Regions from separate parts of the Homo sapiens genome. Here region 1 is linked to region 2. Evidence: chromatin contacts called from ENCODE Hi-C or POLR2A ChIA-PET data. All regions are on one chromosome and are shown on one strand. Each heading gives the region's core, a stretch centred on a gene start or an enhancer-like site at or near the end of the contact. The rest is flanking DNA. Distances are from core to core; before and after follow the strand shown.

The links. Hi-C counts contacts between places; a loop is a spot of excess contacts on that map. ChIA-PET counts read pairs that join two places held with the same protein, here RNA polymerase II (POLR2A). Pooled maps may share reads with other maps.
Region 1: a loop to region 2 is called in a map of prostate gland, with 5 times the contacts of the local background. The contact joins the enhancer-like site here to the promoter of LINC00163 in region 2. A Hi-C loop is called at or near these places in 1 of 168 maps with a recorded cell type or tissue (prostate gland) and 1 of 50 pooled maps. POLR2A ChIA-PET finds 5 or more read pairs at or near these places in 4 of 52 experiments (AG04450, H1, K562 and 1 more).

The regions. Positions count from the first base shown.
Region 1 is chr21:45,047,972-45,055,243 of GRCh38, forward strand. LOC105372836 (a long non-coding RNA gene) reads right to left here. Exons shown (of 5, transcript XR_937796.3): 5 at 1,435-7,272. Among named protein-coding and RNA genes, the nearest start is that of ADARB1, 23 kb to the right of the region's middle. RefSeq lists enhancers at 2,114-3,313, 3,249-3,882, 3,883-4,514. Within about 2 kb of position 2,985, at least 8 of the 41 ENCODE cell types and tissues checked have a DNase peak (open chromatin) inside an H3K27ac peak, as active enhancers do.
Region 2 is chr21:44,989,728-44,996,249 of GRCh38, forward strand. It overlaps LINC00163 (long intergenic non-protein coding RNA 163), which reads right to left and starts at 4,359. Exons shown (of 2, transcript NR_033840.1): 1 at 4,177-4,359; 2 at 137-2,108. It overlaps LINC00165 (long intergenic non-protein coding RNA 165), which reads right to left and starts at 5,475. Exons shown (of 1, transcript NR_170266.1): 1 at 4,635-5,475.

The sequences.
Region 1 (7,272 bases), core at 1,735-4,234, 57 kb after region 2:
AGAATCGCTTGAACCCAGGAGGCAGAGGTTGCAGTGAGCTGAGACCGTGCTACTGCGCTCCAGCCTGGGGAACGAGGGCAAAACTCCATCTCAAAAGGAAAGAAAGTAGGTGGGGAGGAAAAGGGTGCTGACTTCCTCATCTTTACAGCCAGGGCTAAGAGATATTATTTAAAATTGGTGAAGCAAGTTAACTTCACAGTGACAGGTAAGAACTAAGAAGGGTGAGGGTGACTGAGGAGCGGCGGAGGCTGGGTTCCCATATCACTCCCCCAGCTCCGCTCACGATGGGGCTCAGTAAATAGGAGAATAAAACAGCATCAAACTCAGAAAACGATCGTTTAAATTTTGTAACCAAAATAAACATATCCAAAGTTGTTCTCAAAATAGTAGGTATTTGTTTTACACAAAACGTGATGACAGTAAGAAATATTGCCAGTATAGACATCATCCCTTCCAGGCTGGTCTTTTTAATTTTGTATCCAAAAGCTACAGTGGTAAGACAGGGTAGCCAGAAACCATAGCAAAAAGCCACTTCCATTTAGTGATTGCATAATCATATTATCAGAAGAGCTCAGTAAAATAGAATTTTAGAGTTGCTTTTATGTCTTCGTTAAAAATGTTTCTTAGGCCAATGTGAGGTTGAGTGGTCAACTTAAGATTTTTCTGTGGAATACATTTCAACATTTTTTAAGTCCTAAGTCTGAGAAACTGGCTGTCTGCTACACGAAAACCAAGATGCGATGTTCTCAGATCTGGTTGTGGTCTCCAGGCACTCCACTATCTAAAGAAAGTAACCCCCTAAAATATCCCATCTCTAGACCATATATTCATTTGCTGAGAAGTCATTTGCAAGGGAATTTCCATATTCAATAGCCGCAGTTTAAAAACTTATTTGGGGTTTTCCATACTAAACATATATTGGGTGAAAAGTATTATCAACTAATAAAGTAATTATCATGCTTGCAAGCTAAATTTACCACCTTCTGATTAGGATTTCGCATCTAATGTCCTTCAAAGCAACTCAGATGAGGGGGATGCTTTCTTCTTCCTTCGAATCCTCTCCAGTTCTAGATGTTAAGGACCATGAGGCAGATGGTTCCCCTACCTCGCCCCCATCCAGTCCGTTTCTAGGAAGTATCATGACCAACTGGGCAGGATTTGGACACGTTCTGCAGAGAATGCCAGACACCAGCCCATCTGGTGAACATTAGTCTGCAGACTTCTTGGTCAAGGTAATGTTCGCATTGTTTGGGCACAAAATGAAAACACAGCATTTGATTTCACAAGAACTTAGAAAAATAAGCATGGTCAGAGCAAGTTGTACGAGGATCAAAACATTTAAAAAATAGAAAAAACACATTGGAAGAAAAAGAGGAAATTTTGTTTAAAAAAATTAAAAGCCATTCAAAGATACACCATGTCGGCTACAAAAGATCTCTTTGGAAAATAAATCTTTAATTCAACTTTTTTTTTTTACATTATTTACATTAATTTTGGTTGAAAAGAACCACGTAGATCAATACTTTTCAGTCATTTGTGAGTCTAAAGTTATGTTTCTCTGTATGCTCATAAAATAATTATACTACCTACATTTGTCATTGAAAGAAAAGATGGTTGATAAATGCCAGATTTGTGGGTCTCAGAATTTCCTTGTTTCCAGATTTCTAAGGCAGTTAAAGTGACCTGCTGTGTCCATAGGAGAGCACCTCTCGTGAATGTATGCCTTATGTCTTTGCCAAATTCAACCTTTTCTTACTCATTTTTATTCTAGGAAACATTCTCAAGTGTCAAAATAGTCAACTGTTAACTATGAACACAGGTCGATGCTGCTCTCTGCTTTCGACACGTGTCCCTTCTCTTGTTCCTGGGCACGCCTTGATCCATCCAGGCTCTGCTGCAGCTGGGTGGGCCCTGGCTGGGCTCCAGCCAGTGGACCGTGAGCAGGAGGAATGCTCCCCCTGCTTCCAGAGAGGCTCACAGCCTCTCCCCGCCTGGGCCAGGGAGCAGCCCCGGTGACCTCAAATTCACCTGTGAAGGAAGATGGCGAAGGCTCCCTCAGCCTGGGCCCCTTGGTGCCACATGGGGAGAGACTCCCCCCACCCAAACCTCCCATGTCCCAAGCTCCGCTTCACCACCCAGGCCCTGCTTGTCCTGCTCTCACCAAAAATGAACACACTTCTCTTACACTTGGGCCGTGACACATGTTCGTATCTATCTGTCATAACGGTGGCCTCCCTAAACCACTCAGTAAGTTACAGGACTTCCTTTCATTCCTGTATCCTGAAATTTCACTAACATTTCTGCCTTTTCTGTTCACCTCATGATACTCACTTCTGTTTTGTAACCAGAACTACTTTAGAAAGGCCCTTCCCAGACGCGGAATTCTTGTATGGTTTTTGTTCCCAACACCATGTCATTCGAGTTGTTTTCGCAGCAGCGATGGATTTATGTGGCTTTGCTAAGCCTCAGCTCATACTTGCCATGTTTTGTATCCATCTTGGGATCTGGACAAGAATCTGGAAAGGGGGCGTCTGTGCCAGAGTTCCCATCTGACCTACTGCTGTGGTTCCAGAACATTCCGTCCCCAGGATGTCCCAGCCCATGGCAGGTGCTCAGCGGGGGCTTGTGTGACCAGCTCAGACTCCAGTTCGATGTACTCAGAGGCTCCTCCAGTGCAGGAGCTGGCGAGGCCCCCTCCTCAGGGACATTCTGCTTTGCTCTTCAGCAGAGCTCGGCAGGGGACGGGGCGGGAGCCAGGCTGCAGACCCAGCTCCCAGTGGGCAGAGGTCGAGGAAATGGCACACAGACTGCTCACACTGTTTTACACTTTGCTATAGGTTACTCATATTCATTGTAGAAAAATATAAACAAGAAAAATAAGCAAAAAGAAGAAAAAGCCCCTCGTAGAAACATCACACAGGTGATGACTCATGCCTGTACCTACGTGGACAGACCAAACTACGCACGCACGTTGTGCTGTGCACATCTGACCCCGTGACACGCGAGGCACTGTGCACGTTTTTTTCATGTAACAATTATATCATTAGCAGTTCTTAAGGTCAGGAAGTGAAGAGCTGGATCATTTTAATACTGCGTAGAATGCCATGGTTTGAATAAACACGTCATTGAGTAATACTGTAGTGTTGGCCATTTAGGTTGTCCAGATCTCAGCTATTATAAAAAGGCTGTGAATCTATCTGGGGGCGTATCCCTTATTATCTCCACAGGATAAATTTTAAGACATTGCACACATTTTTAAGATTTCTGACAGGCATCGTCAGGGCATCCTGCGGGAGTGAGTGACCGGCCCCACGTCCTCCAGCGTCCCCCACCCCGGGCATAGCTTTCTTTTTAGTATTTGCTAATCCAATAATGAAACATGGCATCTTGTTATCTTTTTAAATTTGCAGTTTTATTTGTGATGTTAATCTCTGGCTCTTGAACCAGTCAAGGTGTTAACCCTTTGTGCGCTGCATATGCCTTTGGTTTGTAGCTTGCTTGTTGTTACTGTTTTGTTTCTGTTGGTTTTTCTTCTTGTTCTGATTCCTTCCTGTACCCTCAGGAATGACGTGAGGGTACCTGGGACTCTGACTGTGACATGCTTTCCACACGCATCTCTGTAAACATTGGGTCCTTACTCTGGACATTGTGTGAGATGAAGCCCCCACGGTAGGGCCGGAGGGAGCACGAGAGCGATCGTCAGAAGCCAAGCCGACTTGGGGGAGACCAGCTACCCTCTGCATGTGAGGGGCAGTGGGCCTGTGGCTCGAGTGTGCCTGCTGGTGCAGCAGGGACAGGCTGGAACCACCAGTGTGGCCCCCGACCGCTGCGTGGCCATGGGAGGGGCACCACCTCTTGGCTCACAGACCTGCTCGCCCATGAGTGCAGCTGTGACCGTGCCAGCCTCCTGGGGTTGCTGAGGATCAAATGAGAACATGCAGGTAGAGTGCTTACAGCAGCGCCTGGCATGCAGTGAGCCCAATTCAAATGCTTCTGTGGTAGAATTTGATCTTAATTTTATAAAGCCCTCTGGTTGTTTCATTACCTACAATCACAGGTTAATAGTTTATAAGTGCTTCTTAAAATTTTCCAAGTCATGGGGTCCAAACAGGCCACACTAGACACAGCTGGCACCTGAGAGCGTCCCTGGGGTTTATGTTCTGAGAAGCCGCTGCTCCCAGGCGAGGCCTGCACCGGGGATTGTGAGTGGAACAGGAGCCGGGCATTCAGAGAGGCCCTGAGGACTTGGCCACCACCAGCCGTGGCAGGAAATGGTTGGCAAGGACAGTGTCCTAAGAAAGGAAAACCTAGAAGGAAAATTGGACCCTCCAGAGACTGCCCATTCGATGAAGAAATGTCCTTCAGACGCCAGCTTGGCCCTGCAGCCAGCACAGGAACAGACCGGAGCCTGAAGCAGCCGCCATGTAACCAGATAGGGCTGTGTCCAGGAACTCCAGTGCAACCGTGGCCCTTGGCTGAGGTAAGCACAGGCATCTTTAAAAGCCATTAGGTTGCACCGGGCACAGTGGCTCACGTCTGTAATCCCAGCACTTTGGGAGGCTGAGGCGGGAGGATCACTTGAGCCTGGGAGTTTGAGACCAGCCTGGGCAACATAGTGAGATCCCATCTCTAAAAAAAAAAAAATAGCTGGGCGTGGTAGCATATGTCTGTAGTCCTAGCTGGTCAGGAGGCTGAGGTGGGAGGATCGCTTGAGCCCAGAAGTTGGAGGCTGCAGTGAACCATGATGGCACCATTGCACTCCAGCCTCGGTGACAGAGCGAGACCCTGTCTCTTAAAAATAAACATGAGCTCCACTCACACAGAGCTGGCAGGAATGAGTTCTGCTTTCATCAGGGTCCTCAGGGGACCCTCAATTGAATTCAGGTCCTCAACTGGATGTGGCCCACCACAACGGGGAGGGTCATCTTGCTTTCCTCAGTCTGCCAATTTGAATGCTAATCTCTTCCAAAAACACCCTCACGGAAATACCCAAAGTGATGTTTGACCAAATATCTAGGCACCCTCTGGCCCTGTCCAGGTGATACATGAAAGTAACCATCACAACACCGAGCCACCTACAGGACTCCTCCACCTCGCTGGCTAACAGGCACCCCCAACGTAGTCAGAAACAGACATCCGCTCTCCCTCCCAAGCTCATCAGAGGACAGGACAGACCTGCTGGCCATCACACAGGCGGGTCCTTGGACCATCTCTGGGCCTTTCTCCCATGCCCCCACGCCAGTCTAGCATCACGTTTTGCTGGTTCTATCTGCGTGAACACGCTGTGCGCTGAAAAATTCAAGGTGAGGATCAGTGGGTATCAACTTGCTACCACTTTCCAAAAACAGAAGATTGCTCACAGCTGCAGTTTTGCACATAGGTTTACATGAGAAAGTAACCAGGCAGGAGGAGCTTGGGGGAGGGACACTGGACACTGTATGTTTCTTTATACTTTTTGATGTTTGAGCCAACTATAACCTATTCAGAATTTCTAAACAGATAAGCCCACAATCCAAATGTTTGGAGTAGGCATTTCCTAAGAAATGCCCCCCACTCTCTAAGGAGTTTCTGCACTGAAAACTGGCCAGCGGGCACCCTGGGGCCTGAGGGAGGTGCTGAGAAGGGGCATGAGGTTGGGCTGGTGACCACACAGACAGGGTCCTCCCCAGGCTGAATTTTCAGATGCTTAGCGCTCTGGCCTCCCTTCCACAGTCTGCCCTGGCCAGGTCGGAGCCATGTGGTCAGTGAAAGAGGCTCCAGGGGATCAGCCTGCAGCTGACGGACACCAAGTGAAACTCTGGGGCCAGCCTCTGGGTCAGGCTGTGACATTTCCACCTGGTGGCACATGCCTGGTCTCCTTACCACAGACTCCTAGGATGGCAGCTCTGTGGCTCAAGTCAGAGAGGCAGACGGCCCCAAGAAAATAAGGTGGCCTGGGCTGGGTACAGGGAGGAGAGGGTGATGGGCTGGGCAGGTACACTGGGCAGTGCATGGGAGCGCGGAGAGCAGCAGCCACTAGAGAGCTGGGTGGGAACAGGGGTCAGGGAGCTGGGTGGGAGCAGGGGTTGGGGCAGGGCCTTGCAGGGCTTGTTTCTGCCCAGCTTGTAAACAGTACTGAATGCCACACCTAGGAGGTGGAAATCATGCTGGAGAGAGCTCACCCTTCGGACTCAGCACATTCACCCACTTAGTCAACTAGCACTCCTTTGTGCTACACTTGCCCCCAGACGTTGCCAGCCAGATCTCCTCCTGTTGGAATGAATTTTCACCTTTTTTCCCTCTGTCTTCAGAGCTATTTGGATGAGAATTTGCGACGGGCTGCCCCAGGGGCCATTTAGTGGGCGGTCATCTAAGCTGGAAGCCAGCCTCAGTCCAGGAGATGTCAGGTCCTATACTGAGCCCGTCAGGCCATGCTCTGCTCTAAGGCAGAGAAGGACATTACCCTAGTATCCATGGGGACATGGGGAGGCCAAGGAGAGCCTGTATCCTCGGTTTTTGGAACTCTCTGGGTCTGAGGAGATTGTTCACAGTAGAGAATAAGGAACTAAGACAATCTGAACAGGAGACTTGCTTCCAGCCAAGGTGGAGTAACAGGAACCATGTTTACCTTCTGCTTGAAAAACCAAACAAATCAAAAGAGAAAAACCACATGAAACAAGAGGTGTCAAGATACCAGCATCAGACAACGAGGGACAGCTCTGCCCGAGCCACAGGAGACGGACGGGGCGCCCTGAGCTGCCCCAGCCGACCATCTGGAGTGTCAAAGGCGGCGGAGCAGGGAGGGGAAGCCTAGGAAGTCCATTCATAGGCCGACCTTGAGCTCCTAAGAAAACGACCTTCTGGAACACAGGGCCCCACTCCCGCTGGGAGGGAAACAGCCATGGCCCCAGGATTTTGCCCCCACTGCGTTGCCTTTTATGAGTAGAACATAACACACTCTCAGAAATGAAGCCGTGTGAGCCTCCTCGACACACCGGCTGACACAGCGCCCGCAGGCTGAGTGCTTGGCAGCAGCGTGGAACTCGGCCCTGGCGTGTCGGAGCTCAGGGTGGCCCTGCGGGAGGGTCTGAGACTTCATGTAATGTGGCCAGGGGAGAACTGGAGCCCACCTTCCCACTTCATGTAATGTGGCCAGGGGAGAGCTGGAGCACACAGCGGGGCACTGTGAGCCCGGGCGCCACGCCGCAGCCTGCGGGTTCTGCTGAGGGTGCAGTCCACGCAGGAGGCTTCGGGATGGACAATTCCAAGAACAGACTTGCTAGGTAGTCCGGC
Region 2 (6,522 bases), core at 3,109-5,608:
CTGAGGTGAGAGGTGCTTGGACACTCACCCGATGCCCTCCAGAGCCGCTGTGAGGTCAGAGAGGAGCTGATGCCGCCGTGGCAGACAGCGCGGGGCAGCTTCCAGAAGGTGGCCAGAAACACACTGGGAGGAAAACTTCTCATCTGAAATGTTTTTATTATAAATGAGAGAATAGAAAATAGATGAACTAAACATTCAATTTCAGACAGTAGAAAAGAAAACCACTATAAGCCCAGAGGCTGAGGAAGCAGACCGTTGTGCGAGGGGAGATGAAAGCCAGGCTTGGCTTGGCAGACGGAAAACAGCCGCTGTGATAAACCCAAGGCCGAAAGCCGTCTCCGGGGAGCAGCTCGCATGGCACCTGGGTGACCTGACAGCTTTCTGACCTGAAGCCACCATCCGGAATGTGATTCATTCCCTCTCTGCCCGGAGGATCCGTCCCAGGAGGGTCAGGAGCAGCCCTGGGGCCGGATGACCACGGCGTCCCCTCTCTGCCCGGAGGATCCGTCCCAGGAGGGTCAGGAGCAGTCCTGGGGCCGGATGACCATGGCGTCCCCGGACCATTCTCTGGAGCTGGCAGCCTGGGGCAAGGCACGTGGCCTCTCTGTGCAGCACCTGGCTCTTGTGTAACACGGATGGTGGCAGGCTCTGGGCAGAGGAGGGTGGAGAGGCCTAAGGTGCCCATGCTGGTCTGTACGTCGGACGGTGGGGCCGGCCTGCGCCCCGCAAGCAGGAGCTGAGCCCTGGGCCTGCAGATTCTGTGGTGTGTCGGTGCAGTGCTCAGCATCAGCCGTGACGGTCACACTGGCACTCGCTGTCTGTGTCACGCATTCGCATCCACTGTCAGCGCGTCACAGTGGCGTTCGCGGTGAGGATGGGGCGTTGCCGTTGGCCGGTGTCTCAGCGCACTGGCTGTCGGGCTGGTCCCCCTGGGTTCGCTGCTGGCGTGCTTGTTCTCCGAGCACTCGCCGTTCACGTCCTCTCCGTTCCACACTGGCCTTTGCTATTTTCTCCACGCGGGTCTTATGGATGCTGTCCGAGCTGTGGAGCATCTGCCCTCCTGGCCCTCCTGCAGCTCGGGCTGTGCTCTGGATGAGCGAGGGCAACGTTAGCTGAGCGTGGGGGGCCTTGAGGTCTCTGCTGCACTTTCCCGAAGGCTGAGGTCCCTGGGGACCACTGAGCCGCCCCATGGGCCTTCCACAGCACTGCCGGTGCCAGAGGGCAGAACTCGGACCGACTCTTGCCTCATCTGCCCTCTGTTCCGAGGAGAACCCTTCCGGACTGGGCCACAGGGAGTCCAGCCGAGGTTCGGAGGGTGGTCAGGGGTCTGGCTGCCCCAAGGGGGTGCTTCTCAGAGCTTTGGGAAGACACCGGAGCCCAAGGGTCTGGATGGCCGTGGCTGAGCTGGGTCTGAGAGGCCAAGACCAGGAGGGCATCACATGCACCCGTGTCAGGGCCAGCTGGGATGGGAGACTGAGGCCGGGGCGGGTGTCCGGGTGCCCCCCACAGCTGTGCTGGGGCAAGTCTGGGGACACCACCTCCTCAGCCCTGTCCAGGAGTGTGGACCCCAGGCATCAACTGTCCAGGGGCCTGTCCAGGAGTGTGGACCCCAGGCATCAACTGACCAGAGCCCTGTCCAGGAGTGTGGACCCCAGGCATCAACTGACCAGAGCCCTGTCCAGGAGTGTGGACCCCAGGAATCAACTGTCCGGGGGCCTGTCCAGGAGTGTGGACCCCAGGCATCAACTGTCCAGAGCCCTGTCCAGGAGTGTGGACCCCAGGCATCAACTGTCCAGGGGCCTGGGGCATCCATGGGCCACACGGCAGCGCTGAAAACACAGGGCCCTTGCACCCAGGGCAGACCTCAGCACAGTTGGAGACATCACTCCTGCCCTCCTTGCGCTCGGCCCGAGAGCTAGAGCTTGCTCAGCTCAGCCCCAGGAGGAAGCAGAACCGCAGCCTCCAGAACATTGGGGTGACCCCGTCGCTGAGGGTCCCCTGGCCCAAGGCCAGCGTGTGTCTTCCGGGGGAGGAATGACCTCTGGAGCCGCCATCCCCAGCCTCGGCAGCAGGGGCTCCAGGGTCCGGGAGCCAAAACTCAGCAGCTGCTGGGTGTGCAGGGAAAGTTGTTTAGATAAAATCCAAACAAGCACCTCATATATTACAGGAGGCTGTAAAACAAACTTAGCCTTGTGCTAATATTTTGGTTTGGTTTCCACTATCCACACCTAGAAGAATGTGAGCGCCATCCCAGCCCGGCGGTCAGTAACATTCCAGGAGCTTTGGGGAGCGTCTCCATTGCCAGTCAAGAGCCAGGCGCCACGCACCCCAGTCCGGAGGGACCGCTCAGCCTCGGGCTAAAAAAGGGAGAGAGCGCAAGCAGATGGCGTCCACAGCCGCGTCTCCAGGCCACAGCGGGCACCTGCAGGGCAGCTGGGAATGGGAAGGGCAGAGGCGGCCAGAAGCTCGTGCCCTCACTGATGCCGGCCCTGGCAGTTCTTTCCAAAAATCTTCCCACTCAGCTCCCTGAGTCCCACGGATCAGGCGCCCTTAGCCTGCTGTGCAGGGGGTGGGGGAGACTGAGGCACAGAAGGCCGGGCCCCCCAGGCACCAAGCACGGCCCATGACCCAGAGCCATGGAGTCACCCAGGCCGCACAGCTGGTGAGAGCAGCCCTAGATGAGGCGGAGCCACTGGGTTCAAGGCCAGAGTTCCTGCTGCACCCCCGACCCCTGGTCCCGCCATGGAAGGTGCCAGGAGTCATGTTCCCTGGGCTCCTCTTCCCCCAAAAGCCCCTCCTCATGTATGCATGAGTGTGTGTGTGTGTGTGAGAGTGTGTGTGTGCACGTTTCCCTGCCTGAGCACTGAGCACACCTCCGCACAGGCAACTGCTGCCACCACCTCATGGTCTCCCAGTAGCCACTATGAGGAGGGCAGAGGCCACCGCCTCTAGCCCAGCAGGACGAGGGCCTCGTGACCCGTGGGGGGAGCAGAGCAGGGTCTGTGTGCCTCGTGACCCCTGGGGGGTGGGCAGAGCAGGGTCTGTGTGCCTCGTGACCCCTGGGGGGTGGGCAGAGCAGGGTCTGTGTGCAGGGTTCCTTGCCAGGCACGTGGCCAGCACTGCAGGAGCTGGCATTGTGGTGGCTCGGACGCCCTGACCCCGTGTTGATGTTTTTGGTGCAGCCCTGCCCGCGTGGCCTTAGGGTGACCCATGTGACCACAGCCCATGGCGGGCACAGCACAAGGGAGGCCACTTCCAGGCCTAGGGGGTTAGACTGTGGCTTCTGGCACCTGGAGGAGACTTGGCAGCCTGGGGGTGCCACATGGTCAGGGGCTGAGGCCTCCCCACAGCCCCGTGAGCCCCGTCCTGGACAAGGGGCTGCCCGTGGCTGCCACCTGAGCCACAGCCACCAGCCATGCTGCCCCTGAAACGGGGGAGCTAACACGTGGAGGCATTTTTAAGCTGCTACGTTTTGGGGTATTTGCTACACGGCTATAGATGTCTGATACGCTGTGGGGTATGCCCTGAATGTGGGGTCTGGTTGGCCCTAGGCTAGCATCAAGCTTTGGGCAGCCAGGGCCCCAAAGCCCCCACTCCTGCCCACTGTGGCCACGCGCCTGCAGGACCAGTCCCGCCGCTGTGTGGGCCTCGCCTCTGGACACAGGCCCCAGGACCCCCGAACTGAGGCTGGCCTGGCTCCACGTCCTCCCGCCCACTCCCGTTCAGCGCTGCCAGGCACCGTACCCTCTGCTGCCCACCAGGACCCGGCTCCTGGCAGGCCTGAGCCTCCTCCCCATCTCCCTTCACCCTCCCTGAGCACCCCCCGGGCCCATGGGCCCAGCCTGCTGAGGGTGACTTCTTCACACCCAGGCTCTTGGCCCAGCCTCCTCACCCCTGTCCCTGGGACTTCCTCCTGGCCACACCATCCTTCCAGCAGTGCTCCCAACACACATGGCCATCCCTGGGGAGTCTTCCAGGCAGCCCTACCCACCATCTCCACCCACCTCCTTCCCACCTGCTCACCACGAGGTCCTGTTCCCAGCATACGGCCCTGCTGCTGGCTGGGGAGGAGATCTGACCCCTCCTGGGCCACTGTCAGCATCCCCGGGACACAGTGCTGCCGGCCTCCCTTTGGAGTCCAACCCTGTCCTGTCCCCACCTGCCCCGTCCTCCTACCTGTGCTGGTTCTGGTGAGCCTGTCAGGTGACACACCCTGGCTGTCTCCTCCATGGGGCACCCAGTGAAGCCGAGGGAGGACCCTGGGGCTGGGACTCAGTTTCCCCTCCTAGGGGCCACGAACTGGTCTGGATGCCACAGGCTGCTGAGGGAGGACAGGTCGAGGGCACCATCGAGGGTGAGTCTTGGTCGGCTGGCAGAGGGCTGGCCCAGGGAGCCCCGTCCCTCCCTGAGGGCCCCGCCTGCTCAGTACTGTGGCCCGTGGCCCGGGTTTGGCCTGTCCATCAGATCCAGCCCTTCGGCACCGGTGTCCCCAGGGCCCTGGGCTGTGAGGGGGTGTGGAGGGGAAGGAAGGACATCTGGGGGCGGCTGTCACACATGGGAGCATCGCTGACGGAGAAGTTTTCCTATAAATGCAGCTGTGTTCATGGATGTTCCAAATGGAACTGCCAGCTGGCTTTTGGTTTATGAGACTTTATTAAAGATTACATTTCTGTTTAGTTATTTATTAGGTGTTTAGCCAATATTTCTAAATAGAGGACATGATGCTGAGACTGGGGCTACATGGCCATGGTTGTGTGAGTGTGCGTGTGTGTGTGTTGTGTGTGTGTGTGTGCACGTATAAGTGCATGTGTGAGCATGTGTGCATGCGTGAGCGTGTCTGCATGAAACAGAGCTTTCTTGTTCTTGAACTTCTGGGGCCCGAGGCGTCCGAATGCTCGAGGAACGATGATCTGCAAAGCAGGATTCCGCAGCAAGTTGGTGCCCGCGGAAGCTGAGCATCAATTTGCTCTTAGGGAATTTTCCATGTTCTTCCATCTCCCCGTTTAGGTGCCAGGTCCCGGCCTGCAGGGTGGGGCTATCGGGCCTCTGCCACCTGCTTCGTGGTGAGACTCCTGGGCGCCCACAGCCTCCGCCTGGCAGGCCAGCCCAACAGAGCCTGTTTCATCAGATGGTGTTTCCAGGAGCCAAATAACAAACACACTTTCTGGAAACAGCCAGGAGGAGCAGCCGTCTCCCAAGAGGGGAAGGAAAACAAGAGGCCGCTGCGGCTCCACTCCCCATGACCGCCTGGACCTGCAGCAGGCTGGTGCAAAGGCCCTGGAGCAGTGGCCACTGCTGTCTGCACACCAGGGCCCAGCCCATGGCCAGACCTGGGGCCGGTGGGTGTGGACTGGAGCCTGGGGCTCTGCCAGCCCCTCCTCTGGTGCCAGGCTGGTCTCCCGAGGCCCAGAGGAGGTAAAAACAGAGTCTTTAATGACACCAGGAGCCATTGGCCTTCAACCACTGCCTCCACAGTCTGGGCACCCCAGCCAGCAGCTTGAGGGCCTGGCCCAGGCAGAGGCTGGGGCAATGTGGGATGCTGTGAGGGCTGCAGGCTCTGGTGGGGGCGAAGCTGCCACCTGCTCAGAGGCCATGGCCTCCGCCTCGGGCACCTGCTCCCAGAACCGCCGGCTGCAGGGGAACCTGCCTCCATCACCCCTCAAGCCCGGGCCCTGATGCAGGGTGAGGGGGGAAGCCTCCCAGAGGAAGATGCAGGCTTGCAGGCAGCTGGAGGTCGTGGCCTGAGCTCTGCTGAGACTCGCGTACGACATTGTGTAGAAAATCTGCTTTTTAAACTCAGCCTGCTGCAGAGATGAAAGGAGGCTCTGTGCCTGCGGCGCTTTGCCGCCCATTGGAGTTGGGTGTTGGCTTTGCATGGGACCAGTGATTCTGGCAAGCTTGGCCTGTCGGCCGGGTCTGCAGCCCTTGCCGGCTAGGGCAAGGTGTGGAACGGGAGCCAAAGACAGGGTCCCAGCCCACCCCCTACAGGGGACCCATGTTGGGAAAGACAGGGTCCCACCCACCCCCCACAGGGGACCCATGTTGGGAAAGACACGCGGGGGCTCGGGACGGGTTCTGCAAAACTTGCGGGGGCGGCCACATGGGGTTCCCAGTATGTGTGACCTGGGGACGCAGCGGCAAGGCAGCTGGCACCATGGGCAGGTAGGTGCAGAGCCAGTGAGGTGCCCAGCAGCAGCCCCGCCTGAGCCTCCAGGCCCACCTGCCTCCTTTCCCAGCCTCAGTGGGGAAGGAGGAGACTTTCAGGCCCCTAGAGTCTGACCAAGGCCCCAGCTCCAGTGCAGGACCCGTTGGCCAAGATGCAGGGGAGAGAAAGGGCCCCCCTCTGAGGTCCTCGGGAGGCTGGGGAGGACCTCTGGGGGCCGCTCAGTGGTGAGGTCTGTTCCGCCTGCCCCTGCCTGCCCCCCTCACTGAACAAGGGCATCCAAGGGCACATCAAAAAGATCCCAGAGTGGCTCTGGGTGGAAGCAAGAAACAGACCCCAAGAGGGGGCTTCACTGCCTC